2 separate regions of the Homo sapiens genome follow, and region 1 is linked to region 2. A link is a loop called in an ENCODE intact Hi-C map of the cell type or tissue named here. Cell type or tissue: heart left ventricle. All regions are shown on one strand. Each heading gives the region's core, and the rest is flanking DNA. Links, peaks and the distances in the headings are about the cores only.

Region 1 (5,393 bases), core at 306-5,305, 200 kb after region 2:
AAATTTTGGGAATGTCTGCCAATCAGACCTGTAGTATGCAAAACAATCGATCCCTAAGATGTCCACATCCTAATCCAGGAAACCTGTGAATATGTTACCTTACATGGCAAAGGAGAATTAAGATTGCAAATGGAATTAAAGTTTCTAAACAAATAAACTGAAAATAAAATTGTCTTGGATTATCCAGATGGACCCAATGTAACCACAGTGTCCTTAAATGTGAGAGAGGCAGAAGAGAGTCAGAATGAAGAGATAGGAGAAAAATTCTACTAGCCATTCCTGGCTTTGAAGATGGAAGGGGATCAAGAGTCAAAGAATGCAGGCAGCCCTAGAAGCTAGAGAAGACAAGAAAACAGATTCTCCTCTTGACACTACAGAAAGAAACATGACCTTGCCTCCACATTGATTTTAACCTAGTGAGACCCATTTCTGACTTTTGACCGTAAGAGCCATTTAAAATAAAAAAGTTTGTTGTTTTCGGACACTGCATTCATTATAATTTGTTACAGGGGCAATGGGAAGCTAATAAATGAATAAAATTAAGATTTGGAAGGCACTTGGAAAATTATAATTAGACGCATTAGCCAACATCATGTAGGACATGAATTAGAGGATCCTGGTTGTCTAGTACAAACATGCTTCTATTTTCTTAGATCCAGTTCAGTATTAACTATATAAACCATACTAAAACATTTTAACAACATACAGGTTGTTTCAGCTAATGCCTTTAGAAAATCATAATATAAATTGCCATGATGGAAAAAATAATTCAAAAAATGCATTGAAATACTTAAAGTATTAAGAGACTTCATATATCTTGTTCAAATGATTCATTATACTGCTGTATTCTGATTCACTAAAGAATTCACTACTATACCAGTGGTATAAATGACCCAGTGACACAAATGACCTATATTTCGAAATCCTCACATGGGGATAGGCCAGTGCAAGGAAAACCTATTTATGGTTTTCTAGATTCTACACAAACAGAAAGAAAGGAGAGGAATAAAAGAAGTGAAATGATTGAAAAGGAAAAAAATCTTCTTTCCATCAAGCAGACTTAGTTAAAATAACCATTGTGAGAGGAAATTTTTTTGGCATCAAGTCAATTTTCAATTTTGTCATTAGTAATGTTAACATATTAGACCACTAATATTTACCAGTGGAAATATCCTCTCAATAGGCTATGCCAACCAATGCATTAGCTCAAACTATGGCCCTGAGAGAATTACACAGAGATTCTGCAAGACTTTGTGGAAAGCAAATGGGGCAAATTTCAGGAATAGCCACCAAAAATAAAGACTCAAGAAAATGGAAAAGTTGGCAGCATAAAACACTAGGAAGATTAGATGCCAAAATATTAAGGCAAGGACTGTAACTAAGGCGAATTGCACTGTGGTGCCCATTCCAGAACATCTACCCCCTGCTCTCCCTTCACGCTGCAGGGCCTTACAACCAAAGCTAATTCCCAGAAAATCAATCTGGTTCTTGCAAAAACCAGATTGAATTAGGATTTTTGTTTACTATCTTTTACACTGAGGGTGGGCCAGGACACTTTTTAAATGTTGTGGTCTTTCTGCCTGTGGCTTCTTTTTAATCATTTTCATAAAAGATAGAAATATAATTTTAAAGTATTCAGCCACTATTATTTCCTCGAGGTGAGAGTCTTTCAAACCTTGAATTGCTTCAGGATTTGTAAAAATAATATCTCTTTAGCCAGGCACAGTGGATCACACCTGTAATCCCAGCACTTTTGGAGGCTGAGGCAGGCGGATCACTTGAGGTCAGGAGTTCAAGACCAGCCTGGCCAACATGCTGAAACCCCGTCTACAAAAATTAGCCAGATGTGGTGGTGCATGCCTGTAATCCCAGCTACTGGGGAGGCTGAGGCAGGAGAATCACTTGAACCTGGGAGGCAGAGGTTGCAGTGAGCTGAGATCACGCCACTGCACTCCAGCCTAGGTGACAGAGTGAGAATCTGTATCAAAAAAAATTAACAGTAATAATAATAATATCTCTTTAGAAGAAAAATTATATGTGCATGCACGCACACACACACACATACACACACACAAATAAACTGAGTAATTTGATCCTGGATGATATCAGCACTAAATAAGAAGTACCTAATTTCCACCAAGACACAAAACCAGGGATCTGTTGTTAGTTACAGCTTTAAAAGACTTCATGCAGGGACCAAGAGTGACAGGAGAAAAGTCGACCAGGATTGTTTTGCCTCCACTGTTTTCCATACTGCATGATGCCCCACATGAGTGCCTTTATTAGAAAGCCTCATGTCAAGGCTTTTTGTTCTTCTAGAATCCTCCATGAATAGAAATATAACTTGGAGAGGCAGTATCTTAAAAGCTGTCATCAACCAGTCACTTAAGCAGGATTATCTGAAAGCCAGCTGATAACAAGTACCAGTGTTAATAGGACACATGATAAGTGCTCCAGTGAAAAGGAGAGCACTAGATAAATGAAAGCCACCTAAAAATAATTAGAAATTGTAAAAGAAAAAAAGTCATTATAATTGTTCTCCAGATATCCCAGGGCTAGAACACCCTCTACAACCAATTCATAAAAAAAAAAAACAAGATGTAAAAATATGAGATTACGTGACTGTTTTTAGGAAAATATAATTTATGACTCAGATGAATTGTACTCTTCAAAGAAGTTGCCATGGGAGGGTGTAAACATTCCAGAAATGTTTCCATGATTAAAAGTGTCTATATATCTTCTTTATATAAACTCCTTGTTTTTTTGGAAATCGCTTCACAGCATCTGTCCCTCTATTTTCAATCTCCTCGATGATGGCAAAAGTTCCATCTGAAGGTGATTTGACATCTAAAAATAACTAAAAGTCATTTAGAGCCAAGAGTGAAGAATTCAGGGTGAACAGTTACAGTGAATAAGTTCAGTTTTGGTCAAAATCATAGAATGACTAAAATACAGTGAAGCTAATGGGAATTGCTCATTAACTGGTTCTAGGATTGACAATTAAAGAATTAATCCATTAGCAATCTGTTAAAAGCAAAAACTTGTTGAAATGTAAAGGAGGAATGTGAAGAAAAATACATCCCAACTCAGCTCCAGTGAGAATAGTTGATGCCCTATGGCCAAGGTTGCAAGACTGATGCAGGACTGATAAAGGAGAAGGAAATCAAAGCCATATTCTAACTCTTGTGAGCCAAGTGCCAAGTGTCATCCTTTCTAGGAATCAGTCAGTCCTTCCTCAGGGTACATATGGTTCCCATTATAACCCTTATCATACTACATTATAATTATTCCTGAACAAGTCTGTCTCCCCTACAAGACTGTCAGCTCCTGCTTCATACTACTAGTGTAATGGAACATTAATAATTGGGAGTTAAATAAATGAATGAACAACACCCATTGGACATGTAAATCATGGTTACATTATTATTACAGTCTTACTTATGGTCCCACCTTATTTCGAATCATATAGGTTAATGGAGACACAGCCTAAGGAAACTCTTTTGCTTTTACTGACCTTTAGTTATATGAATCAAGGAATGTTGGAAACTTGCTGATTTTTTTAAAAATGTAAATTTGTTAGTCTGTTAGTCCTTTATGGTTTTTTCAATGCAGCTGGGACACTGAAGTTGAAAAAACATTCAGTGTTTAAAATCCTACCACTTGGCTGCTTGGTAGATACTGACTTCTGACTTCCTCTGAGACAGTGAGAAAACAGCTTGGCGGGAAAAATGAAGATAGCAAAAGCTTACAGGATGCCACTGAGGAAAGAAAAGAGCAACACCTCAGACTATCATAAACTGACTGTTGTAGAGCATTCTAAAGAATCAACGGAGATAGATTGCCTACAATCCCATGTCTTTCAGGAAGATTGCCAAGTACAGAATTTCTACTTTGCCCACGTCATTATTCTAGTAATTTTCCTCCACAACTTGAAATCTAGTGAGATAGTTAATAATACTTATTCTGAAAGCAGCTTTCAAAAACGCCAATATTCCCCCAAAGTTTCAATGTTCACCAAACTGATTTTTTTTAGTTTGCAAAGATAAATTATGACTGATTTAAAACATAAAGTAGTTTGAGCTTGTTGAGGTATACGTGTGTGTGTGTGTGTGTGTATGTATGAGAGAGAAAGATTGAGAAGAAGGATTGAAGGAGCAGAGAATGCTATGTTTTATTCTGTAGGATTTTCCTCAGAGGCCGATATTTTTTCAGGTTTTTTCAACTATAAGTTTAGGAGAAAATGTAGTCAATCATAAAAGTACAGAAAGATACAACTTCCTATCTATATTCCCTTAGTACCTTTATTTCTATCTTTTTCCTTTGATGAAAAAGTCCCTCCCCCACCCAGTTTTTTTTTCAATTATTCAGTAAAAAGGCCCAGCAAGAAACCAGCTTAAGTGATAAAAAAGAAATAAGCCATTTTTTGAACCCCTGAGCAAAATCCTTGATTTTTTTCCTTTTGTAAATTAAGACTTTCCTCTCTAGCTCTGAAGCATATTTTCTCTCCTTTCTTCAATAAGACATTTCAGCTTTTGCGCAGAGTGATAAAATAATATGTCTTCAATTCTCCTCCACAGATGAATGCTAGGAATAAAATGTGACAATGTAACTCTGCTATTTTTGGTTACAAGATATTCTTTTCGAAAAATCTATTTTTTTCCTTAGGAAAATACTTAGCTTCAGTTTTTGGCATCATTATTTTATTTTTGTTTATATTTCCCACCATCTTCCCCAAAGCTAGTTTATTTACAATAACATGTAATCGATATTATATTAATCAATAACCAAAGTGTCACTTGGATTTTTATAGTGTCTTACATTTCCCAGAGAGTATTAGATGAATTAATTAAAGAACAGAGATAAAGAGAAGTTGAGTGATTTGCTCAACATCAGAGATCAAGACTAAAATAAATCTTGTAAAATCTGTATCTGCGTCCTAGCCAGGATTGTAACCACTAATATGATGGCATATTGTATGGTAAGTTATGTGGCTTTTAGATGTGAGGATCTTTCTGCATTTCAATTTCTTTTGATATGAAGCAGTATGTGATGAATATTCTTTTTCTTTCTCATATGAAGCCGAATTAAAACAAAATTCACAGCTCAAGTGGCAGCACTCTTTTAGTATACTAATGACAAAGATCAAAAGGGCATCACACCTGTCAACTCTGAACTCCAGGCAAGTTTCACAAATATGCATGATATAATAATTAGGACTAGAAATGTTTCTGAATTTCCTTTGTTTAGGCTTCACACAAATCACTCTCATTTTCTTTGCACAGCATCTCTGTAGCTTAAAATGTAGAACCCAGCATTTCTAAAGAGAAATGCATATAGCCATATATACATGTAGGTTGTAAAAGTACTATATTATATGGATCAATTTGTTTTTT
Region 2 (5,393 bases), core at 116-5,115:
TGTAATAAGCAATATAAAATGATTTCATAAATAGCAGAGTTTATAAATAACCAAAACAACATAGAAGGATAACTCCAAAAAATGAAGCTGGAATCTTAAAGCGTCTAATAAACCAGGAATAGAAAGTTAAACACCGCATGTTCTCACTCACATGTAGAAGCTAAAAAAAGTTGAAATCATGGAAGTAAAAAGTAGAACAGAGGATACTAGAGGTTGGGAAGGGTAGGCAGAGGAGGGGATAGGAAAAAATTTGTTAAAGGATGCAGAATTATAGTTAGATAGGAGGAAAGAAATAGGTTCTAGTGTTCTCTACCACTGCAGAATGACTACAGATAGCACTATTATATTATATAGTTTCACATAGCTAGAAGAAGGACACTGAATGTTCCCAACACAAAGAAATGATAAATGTTTGAGATGATGGACATATGCTAATTACTCTGATGTGATTACTATATACTATATGCATTGAATCATCGCTAGGTACACTATAAATTATTATATGACAATTAAGAAATGAAATAAAATACAAGAATTGATAGAGTAGAGAACTGCAATTTCTGGGTGAAGGAAATATACATTTGATGTATTTGAAAGGTAGAGACCAGGATAATAAAAGCATCCCTCATCCCCATGAGGCATTTGGTATGGACAACGATATGAGTTAGATTTTCACCTGGTAACAATAACAAAGGGAAAATGATCCCTATGATTTATAAAAATAAGTAGTAGATGGAGAGACAGTTTGTGGTTATTATTAAGTGCACTGACGATAAAGAGTTTGTAATAAGTTTTTTTTCCCAAAACGACAGGAATCATCTGTCACAGCAATGAAACAATATGAATCGCATGGAAAACACTATTGGTCTGACCACTCTAGAGTCGGCTTCTTCTAGTTTCCATTCTTGGAAAAATGTATGATCATGGTAGAAGTACAGATATTAAGAGGCTGATAACACAAGGCTGTGGGACTTAGTAAAATAAGCCCAGAGACCATGTGCAACTGTAAGCAGAGAAGGCATTGGTTCATGTCCTCAAGGAATGAGTTCTTTAGCTGGGATAAAAGAATAAGGGGTAAGGCTGGGCGCAGTGGCTCACGCCTGTAATCCCAGCAATTTGGGAGGCCGAGGTGGGCAGATCACCTGAGGTCAGGAGTTTGAGAACAGTCTGGCTAACATGGGAAAACCCCATCCCTACTAAAAGCACAAAAAAATTATCCAAGCATGGTGGTGGGCGCCTGTAATCCCAGCTACTTGGGAGGCTGAGGCAGGAGAGAAATGCTTGAACACAGGAGGTGGAGGTTGCAGTGAGCCAAGATCGTGCCACTGCACTCCAGCCTGGGTGACAGAGCAGGACTCTGTCACACACACACACACACACACACACACACACACACACAAAAGAGATAAGGCGTTAAATACTGAGGTAATTGGGGATTAAAATCAAAGATACAAGAGGAGTAAATGTTATTCACAAGAGAGAGACTGCTTTTCACAGACTGGATAGGATGTGTATAAAAGAATGGCAGCAAAAAAAGAGTTGCTGCAGAAAAGAAAAAAAAAAGTTTATGGAAAGGGAAGTTAAAACATCCTAAGGCAGTGTGGTGGGAGGGAGGTGGGTGAGAGCTGGAGAGTCAGCGAAGTTTGTTCAAACAGGGTGGATTTTGTGGTGGAAAAAACAATAGATGTTGAGAAAAACAACAGAACACATCCTTGATAGGTAGGAGAGACATATTAAACATTAATATGCAATATGTTAATATATTACAGGGAGTTTAGTTAGGCAGTGGGACCCCTGTTCTCTGCTTACGTTATTAAACATTTGTCAAAACCTGGTGTGTCTGGTGTAAGGATACAGGAGAAGAGATTATTCCCCTGCTGCATAAATATTCCTGATGACAGTATTGTTTTCCTTATCCTATCAGTAAGGTCTGTCTTAAAAGTAAATTTTCTCTTACAATTGGAAAAATCAGAGATTTTCATTCTGGGTCTGACTCTCGAACTTTCCCACAGTCTGTCATGGTTATACTCAGGGCTTCTGCAACCATAGATAGTCTAGCATATTCCTCAGGGGAGGCCATGCTTTAGGCAGAGACATTTCAGATTTTCTTGCTAGTAGTGGCTGAATAATCGTCAAAAAGGGCATTTTAATAATCATAATGTCCATAATGTTATAGGCAGGGCTGGAGTGTGGAGAGGTCACCTTGATTGTTGGCACTAACTGTGGCCCGATGGAATTAAGATCAGCCTTGGGTGGCGGCAGGATTGGCAACACGGAGAGAAGGAATCTGGAAACCTTTGCAAAGGAGGAATGTCACATGTTTTCACAGGAATCAGGAAACTGCAGATATGCTAGTGCCTGATTTCCTTTTAAAGTGAAGAACAAACAGTATTTTCAAATTACAAAGTGCATAATCATGTAAACCCTGGGTGAGCTTATCAGTCAGGACATAAATGAGACCACATTAAAAAAAATAAATAGAGAATACTTGTTTAAAAAAAAAGCGTTGTGTAGGCATGACCTGAAGCATTTTTTGAAAATTAGTAAGAATTATAAATGAGTTAAAAGAATAATTATGAATTCTATATACAGCTCATTTATTAGGCATTAATAGTGTTTCTAGTATTCCTGAGATTTAAAAGAATAAGTTGCATAGCTTAATGGCAGTAAAAATCAACTGAGTAAAATTTTAAATTTTAAAAGTGTTTAAAATTACCAGCTTTAATAAGCAATTATACAATGAAGAAATTTGTGAGTAATATTTAAAAATTAGGTGTAAATCTAAGCTACTGAATTATATTACAATTGGATTTGAGATAATATACATGCACACACATATATGAAAAGTTGAAGTATGCTGTATTAATAGTAGCATATGTTTAAAATTTCTTAAATCTAGAGTAAATACATAAAATATTATTTTATTTTTCCTTCTAACTGAAGATGCTCATTAATCTTATTTAATATGACATGCTTCTTTTTAAAAGTTAATTTAATTTTCATGACAATTAGAATGTTGCTTTCCATAACTGGAGCTGAGATATATTTTTCTTAGGTGACAACTTTATTAAAATTTCAAGATTTAGTTGCATTAAAAACATTGTAAAACACTATCGGCAAATGTATAATATTTTGCTTAATTGATTTCAAATTTCTAAATTTCACAAGCCTGCTCCCTAAAAATCTCACAATGTATAACCACAATAGCATAACCCACTATGTCCTTTATAAAAGCTAATAACCTACCTGGATACCTAGTTAACTGTTGACTATTGTATTGAGTAATATTTGCTTACAATTTAATTTTAATTAATACATGATTTTACACAATGGACATAATGAATATTCTAAGTTTACTTTTATTCTAACTAATATATGTGCAATGAGTTTTGCTCATTATCTTCCTGACTTACAGTTGTTTGTTAGAATAAGTTTGTAAAATAACGGAAAACCTAAGTCCTCACTAGAACATTTACAGTCTCCCCCACTGGATTGGTTTATTAGTTTGATTATTCAGTTTTGTCAATCAAATATTTAATGGGTGCCAGAGGTTAATTTAGTCAGTGGTCCTATGTGTTTGGTTTTCAAGCCTCCTTTACACTTTAAAAATTATAGAGGACCCTAAAGAGCTTTTGCTTATGTGGGGTATATCTGCTGATATTCATCATATTCAACATTAAAATAAAAACACTTTTAAAATAATTAGTTATATATATGTTTGAAAATAGTCACAATAAATTCATTATATGCTGACAAAAATAATATATTTTAATAGAAAATTACTATATTTAAAAAAAGTGAGAAGAATGACATTATTTGACACTTTTGCACATCTCTTGAATGATTATCTTACTAGAGGATATCTGGATTATCCTATCCGCTCTGAATTCAATCTGTTGCACTGACACAGAGCATGTAGCCTCAGGAAAATTCTTTTGTGCACTTATGAGAATGAGAATTGAAAGAGCAAATGATATCCTAATATTGTCAGGAAATGATTTTGAGTCCTGGAGTTTTGAGATCACTTGGCTTTAAGAACTGCCAGCTTAAGCTCCTTCAATATTGAGTGGAATAAAAAAAATAATAATCCTGCCCTCACGGAGGCCACACTGGAGCAAGAAGAGTGATACATAAATTTTTAAGACCCTAATATGACATATGCTAGTACCAAGATGTGTTATGCAAAGAGCTATGGAAGAGGTGGTGAGCAACAGTTCCACAAAAGAGACCAAACTTGCAGTAAAGTTTAAAGCAGAGGTGTCCAATCTTTTGGCTTCCCTGGGCCACACTGGAAAAAAAATTGTCTTGGGCCACACATAAAATACACTAACAGTAATGATAGCTGATGAGCTAAAAAAAAAAAAACAGCAAAAAAAAATCTCATAATGTTTTAAGAAAGTTTACAAATGTGTTTTGGACCACACTCAAAGTCATCCTGGGCCACGAGTTGGACAAGTTTGGTTTAAAGGAAGAGTTGGCCAGCAGTGAAGAGATGCAGGCGAAAGAGGTTAAGACCACTCTGATGAAAGAAAGGCATGGCTAGATATAGCATGATGTAATGGGAAGAACATGGTTTGGTTTTGTTTTGTTTTGACAGATTTTGTTCAAACTGCATTTCAGCCACTCACTGGCTGCATGACTTTAAGCAAGTCACTTAAATACTGTAATCCTTAGTTTGCTCACTGGTGAAATAATAAAACCTACATAATAAAAATGCAGTGAGAATTAAGTGAGATGAAATATGCAAAGTATTTTCACGTGACAGTTAATTAGCACACCAGTAATATATTGATTTTGTTGCATATTTAAAGAGAGTGAATTGGTTATCATGCTGAGAGCTTAGGGTGCAGTGAGGTGGTGAAGAGAGGACTGAAGTTTATAACTGAAGTTATAAACAAGGGTGAAAAGGGCAGCAATGAAGCAGAATTGATATGGAGGTTCAAGATGAATGAAAGTGATTTAAAAATAGAAATATGATAATATCCAATAAACTACCTTGGAAACTCAGAGAATTATTTCTTATGCAGGTTTTTGCAAACCCATAGCAAATCTTGATTTCCACCCAGTGTCACCCTATGTTCTCCCAGGGAAAAAGGAAAAACAAACTGTAATTTTCAAAAAGTATTCCAGGATATTCATAAAAATAGAATGAAATGTGTAAAGAGTAGCATAGTCAGGAAAAAAAAAAAAAACACTTACTCAAGACAGAAATTTAACCTACCTCTTCCATTGCTTAGGTAGGTTGTCTATACCTGAATCTTGCAGCTGTCTTTGAAATTAGATTTCAACAATATTTTAGTAATAAGTAAATTAATGAATGAATATGTAAATAAATACATACTTCAACGTGTATCACCAATGTAGTAAGAATTCAAATTTGCAATTGTGATGTT

Evidence for each region. Hi-C counts contacts between places; a loop is a spot of excess contacts. Peaks named below come from ENCODE experiments on the same cell type or tissue, not always from the same donor. Only the 100,000 strongest peaks of a DNase experiment are listed, where the experiment ranks them.
Region 1: a loop joins it to region 2, with 3 times the contacts of the local background. A loop is called at or near these places in 3 of 110 quality-filtered maps.

The regions. Positions count from the first base shown.
Region 1 is chr4:30,742,450-30,747,842 of GRCh38, reverse strand. All of the region lies in intron 1 of PCDH7 (protocadherin 7), which reads right to left. Among named protein-coding and RNA genes, the nearest start is that of PCDH7, 25 kb to the right of the region's middle. In heart left ventricle, for the core only: no CTCF peak of the experiment used is centred there; no DNase peak of the experiment used is centred there; H3K27ac peaks cover 268 bases.
Region 2 is chr4:30,942,697-30,948,089 of GRCh38, reverse strand. All of the region lies in intron 2 of PCDH7 (protocadherin 7), which reads right to left. Among named protein-coding and RNA genes, the nearest start is that of PCDH7, 230 kb to the right of the region's middle. In heart left ventricle, for the core only: no CTCF peak of the experiment used is centred there; no DNase peak of the experiment used is centred there; H3K27ac peaks cover 384 bases.